Regions from separate parts of the Homo sapiens genome. Here region 2 is linked to region 1. Evidence: chromatin contacts called from ENCODE Hi-C or POLR2A ChIA-PET data. All regions are on one chromosome and are shown on one strand. Each heading gives the region's core, a stretch centred on a gene start or an enhancer-like site at or near the end of the contact. The rest is flanking DNA. Distances are from core to core; before and after follow the strand shown.

Region 1 (4,755 bases), core at 1,632-4,131:
CCCAGCTACTCAGGAGGCTGAAGTAGGAGGATCTCTTGAGCCCTGGAGGTGGAGGCTTGCAGTGAGCCATGTTCATGCCACTGTCCTCCAGCCTGGGTAACAAACCCTGTCTCAAAATTATAATAATAATAATAATTTGGATCTTGGATAGAGGCATACACAAAGGGAAGATGGTATGAAGGCCCAGGGAGAAGATGGCTGTCCCCAAGCCAAGGAAGGAGGTCTCAGCACCAACCAACCCTGCCCATACTTAGTCTCAGACTCCAGCCTCCAGAATAGTGAGAAAATAAATTTCTGTTATTTCATCCACTCAGCCTATGGTACTGTTATGGCGACCCTAGCAAACTAATACAGTATTATTCAATAATACTAAATATTATTCTGTCATAATTAGGAATGAATTATTGACATATGCAACAAGGATGAACCTTGAATACATTATGTTAAGTGAGAGAAGCCAGACATGAAAGACTGCTATTGTATAATTCCATTTATATCAAATGTAGAGAACAGGCAAATGCGTGGAGACAGAAAGCATACTAGTGGTTGCCAGAAGATTGGAGGAGGGAGGAACAGGGAGGACTGCTAATGGGTACTGCATCTGTTTTGGGCTGATGAAAACATTCTAGAACTAGATAGTAGTGACTGTTGCACAATCACATGAATATATAAAAACCACTCAATTACACACTTTAGTGAATTTTATGGTATGTGTAGTATATCTCAATTATCAATATACTGAGTCAAAGCATATGCCAAAATTGGAGAATTCAGACATATAGCTATTCCCCACTGGCTTCTGTGGTAAGGCTATGAGATAAACTAGGCCTAGAATGGAATTGATGCAGCGGGCAGTTCAGAAAGTGGGGAAAGAAACTTTGCTAGTGAGGTGAGTGGTTTTTCATGTTTATTGGCCATCTGTGTGTGTGTGTGTATGTGTGTGTGTGTTTGCTTTCCTTTTTCTGTGAATTACCTGTTGGTGTGCAAAGACAGCTGTTTACGTGGTTCTCTAGCCAGACTTTCCAGGGCACTTCCTGGCTGTGTGAACTTGAACTAATTCCTTAACCTTTCCAGGGCTCCAGTTGTGTCATCTGTAGACATGAAGATAATGGTGTACTCCTCGTGCATCTGCTGAAAACAACATGAGGCTGGGTGCAATGGCTCACGCCTGTAATCCCAGCACTTTGGGAGGCTGAGGCAGGCGGATCACCTGAGGTCAGGAGTTTGACACCAGCCTGACCAAAACAGAGAAACCCCGTCTCTACTAAAAATACAACAATTAGCCTGGCATGGTGGCACACGCCTGTAATCCCAACTACTTGGGAGGCTGAGGCAGGAGAATCTCTTGAACCCAGGAGGCAGAGGTTGCGGTGAGCCAAGATCACCCCATTGCACTCCAGCCCGGGGAAAAAGAGCAAAACTCCGTCTCAAAAAAAGAAAGAAAGAAAACAGCATGAGTTAGTTCATGGAAACCAGCAGAGTCTAGTCCCTATTCAGTAACTGACGAGAATGAGCAGTTGGACTCTATTCTGTTTCCTTTTTTTTTTTCTTTCTTTCTTTTTTTTTAGACAGGGTCTCACCCTGTCAGGCTGAAGGGCAGTGGCGCAGTCTGGGCTCACTCTAAACTCCATCTCCCGGGTTCAAGCGATTCTCGTGCCTCAGCTTCCTGAGTAGCTGGGACTACAGGCACGCGCCACCATACCAGGCTGATTTTTGTATTTTTAGTAGAGACAGCGGTCTGGCATGTTGGCCAGGCTGGTTTCGCATTCCTGGCTTCAAGTGATCACCCGCCTTGGCCTCCCAAAGTGCTGGGAATACCGGCGGGAGGTACCGCGCCCAGCCTCCTTCACTTTTCTGTGACTTCCAGAGCAGACAATACATAAGACACCGGGAGAGATGCCTGCAGGTGAGTAGACAGGGTTCTCCTTGGCTTCCTTTGAGTCTCAAGGAAGTCACTGAAGCAGCGGGCCCAGCTGCCTTTTACGCCTCACGCCAGCCTCCAGACACACCCATTGCACCATGTACTGCTACTTGGCAAACTTTGTCACGGAAATCCAATGTTTCCAGTTTCTGGGTCCCGAAACTCTTCCCATGCAAGCTCTAGGACAATCTCTTTTTCTCCAGTCTCCACTTCAAGGCTCAGTTGTTTTCCACCTATGGCCCTTAGGGCCAGCCCGAGGCTACACTTGCCAGCCAGAGAGGCTGCGGCAAGCAGCGTTTATGCTCCATAGTCCCAGGTGAGGAAGACGAAGCCTTTTTTGTCATAGATCTTCATTTCTTTTCTTAAATGTCTTTTAAAAATATGCCTATGTAATTTTTTAAAGGATTCGAAATCTATGTAGCCCAGTAATAAGCCCTTAGTTTGTAACTTCGATTGTATTTTCTTTGGATTATCATTTGCCGTTTTAAAACCTTGGATAAAATCTGTGTATTTCCTTTATGATTTCTGACATCTCTATCCTGCCTGGAAATCCTTTTACCTTAGTAATAGGCAAATGCACCTATATATCATACCAGCACGACATTGAAACCACCAGCTCATAACCTCAGCGGGTAACCTTGTTGGTTTACCCAGCAGGAGTAAAGCCTGCCTCGGAAATCTGAGGGTGGCCGCGAACCCACAAGTCAAGATTCGCAGGTGCGCGCGCTAAGGACTGAGCTATTGGGGCGATGGAGAGAGTCTCGCTCTGCGTCAGGGACGGAAGGACGTGTCCCCCACCAGAAAAAGGAAAAAAAAAAAAAAAAAAAGAAAAAAGAAAAAAGGAAGCGGCGGCTCGTTGGTCTAGGGGTATGATTCTCGCTTTGGGTGCGAGAGGTCCCGGGTTCAAATCCCGGACGAGCCCCCTTTTCCTTCTCTTTTTTCCCATTTCGCATTTTCAGCAAGGACAGGAGACTAGGAAGGCGGAGGGAGGCTGCTATTGGCAGGGCCTCAGTGGAGACCTCCCGGGGTCCCGGGACGCAGACGGACGGGCCTGAATCGCTCGCCTTGGTGAAATGGGATCCAGCGCTGCCAACTGCGGCAACTGCGGTTAAAGGAGACGACCCCGTGCAGCAGGAGGAGGTTATTTAGAATAAGGAAGAATGCGCCGGGCTCATTGGTCGCTACAGGGGCATAAATTTTTTCTAGGATTCCAGAGTATGGCTGCTCCAGTCCCAGGTGAGCCCTCCTCCGCTTAAAATTCCAGTTTATTCGGAGAAGGGGAGAATACCGGAAGCGGGGGAGAAGGGAGGGGAGTGAGTGAGAGGAGGGAGGCGGGGAAGACCGGGCATCCGCGGGCAGCACTTCAGTCGGCCCTGGCGGGGTGGGGGTCTCGGCCCTTGTCCCCACCCCCAGACCCCGGGGCCTTCCCACTGAGAGCGAGGGAATTCGCGGCTTTGATCTGGAGGGGACAGGGAGCCCCTTTTAGCCCAGATCTGCTGGATTCTCGGGAGTCAGGTGAAATCTGGATACAGGGAAGGGCAGAGTGACAGTAAAGGGTGCCCCGGAACCGATGCCCGACGCCTGCTGCCCCACGGCCTTCATTCTTGCTCCTCCTCACGTCCTGGGGACTGGAGGTCCCGCCAGCTCCCCCCAGTGAAGGGCAAGGGGGCGCATCGCAGAATCGCCCCTGGTGCGCAGCGTAGTTGGTGGCCTAAGCCGTCTTCTCCGAGAGCTCAGCCATCCTGGGCACTTGAGGCCAGGCAGGCGCTGCGGGGCTGGTTCAGTCGATGGAGAAAAGAGACTCTCAGCGTCAGCCTTTAGGGTTCGAGGCCCACGTGGGAAACTCGCTTTCTGGGTTTTGGCTTCCCTGGGGAGAAGGGAGGACCGGAGCCGGAGAAGCGTGAGGTGCGGCGAGGTAGGGTGCCTGGTAGCTGGTGTCTCGTGCACTCCGTCAGGCCTTTATTGAACACCCATTGGTGCCACGCTGAGGGACTGCAGCGTTTCCAAGGCGAGCTTGCAGTGATCGAGGCTCGCAGACCCTCAGCGCAGCCGCTGCCTGCTATTGGGAGGTTCCCATGTCCTGCGGAAGCTGGAGCTCCTCACTGCGCGCCTCGGAGACGCCGAATCCCCAACTCAAGGCCGAGTGGCGGTGGCGGGCGAGGACCCAGGGCCCTTCTGGATTGTGGTAGCGCCAGGGCTGCTCCCCATTTTGTGCGTCGCGGAGGAGGGGCCGGGGCTCTGGGCTTCCGCCACACCCATCCTCACTTGAAATTGCCCCTTCCAGGCGGGTCTGAAATAAGATTCTACTCACTGGGTCCTGCTGGGTCCGCCCCAGCCGCCCCCAGGATGCTAGGACGCCCACAAAGATAACCTTAATGCGTAAATCGTGTGGCTCGTTGGTCTAGGGGTATGATTCTCGCTTAGGGTGCGAGAGGTCCCGGGTTCAAATCCCGGACGAGCCCGGCTTTTGGTGCAGGGTAAAAGTCGTTTCCTGCTCTTTTTTAGATTCGGCTCGACTTACAGACCTCAGCGCAGGACGTGGACGCCCTGCAAAGGTAATTTGTACAAAGGTCTCAAGCTATGTTGACGCCGCCTACTATCCCACTACCTCTTCTTAAAATTCATCTAGAGTCCTGTCACCAGTGTTGCCAGAGCCCTTTTGACAAGCTATTTTTTTTGTCGTTTGTTTGGTTTTTGGTGGTTTTTGTTTTGTTTTGTTTTGTTTTTTGTTACTTCTGGCAGTGCAAACTCGAGGCACCGAAGAAGAGACAAGTCCCTATATACAATAAGAGCCGAATCTTCACAGTCAGACGCCTTAAAAGGTCCAGCCTGGG
Region 2 (4,755 bases), core at 1,052-3,551, 450 kb after region 1:
TTGCAGTGAGCCAAGATCGCACCATTGCACCCCAGCCTGGGTGACAGAGCCAGACTCTGTCTCAAAAAAAAAAAAAAAAAAAAAAAGTAAGAAAAGTAAAATATTTTGCCTTCACTTATTTATTCTCTAATGCTCTTCCTTTATAGGTCTTTATTTCTGACCTGTATTATTTTCCTTCTTTCTCAAACACTTCTTAATATTTTTTGCAAGGCAGGTCTACTGATGACAGATTCTGTTAATTTTTATTCTTCTGAGAAAGTCTCTTCTCTTTTGAAGGGTAATTTTACTGGATACAGATTTTTAGGTTAATAGGGTTTTTTTTTTTTCCTTACAACACTATAAATATTCCCTCTACTGTTTTCCCTTGAATAATTTCTCAAAGAAGTGTGATGTAATTCTTATCCTTACTCCTTTATAGGAAAGGAATTTATTTCCCTGTGGCTTCTCTCAAGATTTTCTCTTTGTCTTTGATTTTCTGTAGTTTATTGTATGCTTACATGTAGTTTTGTTCTGTTTTTGTTTTTTGCTATTTATCCTACCTGGTATTCTGTGAGCTCCCCAGAACTGTGTTTGGCATCTGTCATCAGTTTTGGAAAATTCTCAGTTCATTATTGTTTCAGATACTTTTTCTGCTCATTTCTGCCTGTCATCATCTTCTGGATTCCCATTATGCATATTTATGCCTTTCTAATTGTCCCACAGTTCTTGGATATTCTGTTCCATCTTGTTCATTCTTTTCTCTCTGAGTTTCAGTTTGGGAAGTTGCTACTGACATTTTTTTTCAAGCTCATTGATTCTTTCCTTTGACTGTATCTAATCGATGAATCCATCAAAGGCATTCTTCACTTTTCTTAGTTTTTTTTGTTTCTAGCATTTCCTTTTGATTCTTTGAGTCTTTATCTCTGCTGAAATTACCCATCTGTTTTAGCATATCATCTACTTTTTCCATTAGAGCCCTTAGCATATTAATCATAGTTGTTTTAAATCAGAGTTGTTAGCTGTGATAATTCTAACATCTCTGCTATTTCTGAGTCTGGGTTTGATGCTTGCTATATCTCTTCAAAGTCTGCTTTTTAATCGTAGTATGCCTTGTAATTTTTTTGTTGAAAACCGGACTTGATGTACTTGTTAAAAGGAACTGAGGAGGCCGGGCATGGTGGCTCACGCCTGTAATCCCAACACTTTGGGAGGCTGAGCGGGGAGGATCGCTTGAGCCCAGGAGTTCAAGACCAGCCTGGGCAACGTAGAGACCCCGTCTCTACTAAAAATAGAAAAACTAACTGGGCATGGTGGCACACGCCCGTAATCCCAGCTACTCAGGAGGCTGAGGCACGAGAATTGCTTGAACCCGGGAGGTGCAGGTTGCAGTGAGCCAAGATCATGCCACAGTACTCCAGCCTGGGCAACAGAGTGAGACTCTGTCTGGGGAAAAAAAGAAAAAAAAACAGGCCAGGCACAGTGGCTCATGCCTGTAATCCCAGCACTTCGGGAGGCCAACGCAGGCTGATCACTTGAGGTCAGGAGTTCGAGACCAGCCTGATCAACATGGCGAAAGCCTGTCTCTACTAAAAATACAAAAGTTAGCTGGGCATGGTGGCAGGCGCCTGTAATCCCAGCTACTTGGGAGGCTGAGGCAGGAGAATCGCTTGAACCCAGGAGGCAGAGGTTGCAGTCAGTAGAGATTGAGCCAGTGCACTCCTGCCTGGGTGACAGAATGAGACTCCATCTCAAAAAAAAAAGAAAAGAAAAGGAAGTAACTGAGGAAAATCAGCCTTTGGTGTGAGTTTTTTAGTTTATCTGGCTAGGCGTTAGGCTCTGTCTGCTGTTTGCTGTAACTATAGGTGTCAGAACTAAAATTTCCTCCTGGGTCTGTTTTTCCTTCCTTGGGTTTCCGTAGAGACTTCTTAAATAAAGTCTGAGATATGCAGGTTTTTCCGTTCTATTCTCTTGTTATTATATAGGAGCCCTATTTATGTGGTGGGAAGGAGGGGAAGTGTCCTAAGTCCTGTGACTAGGTCTCAGTCTTTTTGTGAGCCTGTGCCCCTGGCCTGTGACTTTTACCAGCACTTCTCAGTTTGGGGTTTTTGCCTCCTTAGGTGAAACAGGAAGGGAGAGGGGGCTGGAGTTAGGCCCTTTCTTTCCTGCCTGTGGAAGGCTTAGGGGTGCTTAAGTTGGGTCAACCTTTCCCTTAGGCTGATGAGGATCTTATAAAACCTAATTAAGTTAGGCTCTTGTAAAATAGTTTCCTTTGAGGACAGGCCTTGTTAAGAACAGGAAGCTCTAGACATAGTCCACATGGCTGCTTTCCCCCTCCCCCGCCAGAAGTATGAGAGGATCTTTCTCTGATCTTGACTGTGAGAGTCTGGTAGGGCTCATGGAGGTAAAGTCCACATTGAGTCTCCAGCAGTTCATGAATTGCTGTGTAAATTTTCCTACCCTCGTTTCCACTCCTGGGCTCCTGCTCAGGTAAGCTCCAGTTCACCCTGTTGACATGTCTCCTGTGTCGGGGGCAGTCATTTGCCCTGTAACTTCAGTTCTCTGATGCAGCTAAAAGGGGTTGTTTGCCAGTTCAGTGTTGTTTCTTGTAAGGATGGTAGTGACAACTTCTAAGCTCCTGACATGCCTCACTGAAGAATGAAAGTCCTTTGCCTTCATTTTTTAATGATATTTTTGGTAGATAAAAATAATTCCAGTTGACCAGTTTTTGTGAGTGTGTGTGTGTGTGTGTGTGTGTGTGTGTGTGTGTTTTTCCCAGTACTTTAAAGATGTTACTTCTTTGTCTTTCCGCTTACAGCAGAAGTATCATGTCATTCTTACCTATATTTATCAGTACATAATATGCTTTTTAGCTTAACTGCTTTTAAGACTTTTTAATTTAACACTGGTTTTCTACAACTTGATTATGATGTGTCTTGGTGCAGTCTTCTTCAGGTTTATTTTGTTTGGGTTTTTCTTTTTTTTGAGGCGGAGTCTCGCTCCATTGCCCAGGCTGGAGTACAGTGGCGCAATCTTGGCTCACTGCAAGCTCCGCCTCCAGGGTTCACGCCATTCTCCTGCCTCAGCCTCCCGAGTAGCTGGGACTACAGGCGCCCGCCACCACACTCAGCTAATTTTTTGTATTTTTTAGTAGAGACGGTGTTTCACCGTGTTAGCCAGGATGGTCTTGTTCTCCTGACCTCGTGATCCGCCTGCCTCGGCCTCCCAAAGTGCTGGGATTACAGGCGTGAGCCACCACGCCCGGCCTCTGTTTGGGTTTTATTGACTTTCTTGGATGTGTGAATTGACAGTTTTCATCATATTTGGGAAATTTTGCTTATTTCTTCAAATATTTCTGTCTCCTCTTTGTTTTTCTTCTAGGACTTCCAATTATGTGCACATTAGACAGCTTGATAGTGTCCAATAATTTTTTCTCTCTGCCTTATTTGAGTAGTTTCAATTGCTATGTCTTCAAATTCATGGATCTTTTCTCTTTCAGTGTTTATTTGGTGTTAATCCCATCCAGTGCATCTTTTCATTTCAGGTTTTGTTTTTACTGTCTCTGGAAGTTCCATTTGGATCTTTCTATATCTTCCGTGTTCTCATCATGCTCATGTTTCCCTTTACCTTCTTAAATATATGCCGAACTATTGTCCTTGTCTGCTAGTTCCTTTATCTCTGTCGTTTCTAGGTCAGTTTCTATTGACTGTGTATGGTTATAGGTCATATTTTCCTCTCTTTCTTGCATGTCTGTTATAGCAGTTATCAGTTTATTGCGTCTCAACTCTAAATCCACCCTTCATTGCCACTTGTGATACTGGAACATTTCTCCCTTGCCCCATGCTGGTCTTTGTCAGTGGAAAGCGTTGAGAGGAAAGGGCATTTCTTGGTTCTTTGTGCTTTGCTTACAGCTGTCTGTGACATGAGCTGGTATGTGGGACATATAGGGTGCTCAGGCAGCTTTCAGGCAGGTCCCATAGCACCCCAGCTAGCCGCCTGGCAGCTTTCTGGTGAGTTCAACAGCACCCCCACACCAACCCCCCGGCTTTCCAGCACTCCTCAAGCAGCCTTCCAGCTCACTGTGTTAGCGTCCTCGCACGTGGTTCTTGGCCCTCAGTTCTGTCCTGGGACAGCCCAGTCGACGTCATCATCTAGTGCGTGCTTTTGATCACACCCTCTCCTAGGTCTGAATCCTTCCCTTAGTTACCTCCCTTTACTCTAGGATGTTCTGTGGATTTCTCTTTTGTTCCCTCTTAGTCAACTCCCTGTAAATAGTTAATAATTCTTATGCTAAACTTCCCTTGTTTAAGCTACCATGTGGTTTCTGTCCCCTGGTGGGACCCTGACTGATAGGCCCGGTTATTTTTTAAATTGGATGCTGAATATTGTGAATTTCAAATTGTTGGCCAGGCCCGGTGTGGTGGCTCATGCCTGTAATCCCAGCACTTTGGGAGGCTGAGGCAGGTGGATCATTTGAGCTCAGGAGTTCAAGACCAGCCTGGGCAACATAGTGAGACCCTGTCTCTGCAAAAAATGAAATAAATTATTGGCTGGTGAATTTTGTTGAATTCCTTTGAATAATGTTGGGTTTGGGTCTGGAATGCAGTTAAGTCCCTTGGAAGCAGCGATCCTTTAGAGACTTCTGAACTTTTCAGTGGGTCCAGTGCTGCTTTAGTCTGCAGTTGACTTAGCTCTATTACTAAGGGTGATGGCCTTCTGCGGAGTCTACCCAATACCCCACGAATTAGGAGATCTCTCCACGGTGGCTTGTGGGAACAC

Evidence for each region. A loop is a pair of places that touch in the nucleus more often than their neighbours do. ChIA-PET counts read pairs that join two places held with the same protein, here RNA polymerase II (POLR2A). Pooled maps may share reads with other maps.
Region 2: a pooled map shows a loop between it and region 1 (2.5-fold over the local background). The contact joins the enhancer-like site here to the promoter of OR1F1 in region 1. A Hi-C loop is called at or near these places in 1 of 37 single-sample maps with no recorded cell type and 2 of 50 pooled maps. POLR2A ChIA-PET finds 5 or more read pairs at or near these places in 2 of 52 experiments (PC-9 and WTC11).

The regions. Positions count from the first base shown.
Region 1 is chr16:3,185,323-3,190,077 of GRCh38, forward strand. It overlaps OR1F1 (olfactory receptor family 1 subfamily F member 1), which reads left to right and starts at 2,882. Exons shown (of 4, transcript NM_001370640.6): 1 at 2,882-3,157; 2 at 4,427-4,476. TRP-TGG3-5 (tRNA-Pro (anticodon TGG) 3-5) reads left to right here and starts at 2,772; the gene lies at 2,772-2,843. TRP-AGG2-8 (tRNA-Pro (anticodon AGG) 2-8) reads left to right here and starts at 4,312; the gene lies at 4,312-4,383. RefSeq lists a silencer at 4,281-4,440.
Region 2 is chr16:3,635,395-3,640,149 of GRCh38, forward strand. It overlaps a transcript of DNASE1 not described here. Among named protein-coding and RNA genes, the nearest start is that of DNASE1, 17 kb to the right of the region's middle. RefSeq lists an enhancer at 2,216-2,265. Within about 2 kb of position 2,302, at least 9 of the 41 ENCODE cell types and tissues checked have a DNase peak (open chromatin) inside an H3K27ac peak, as active enhancers do.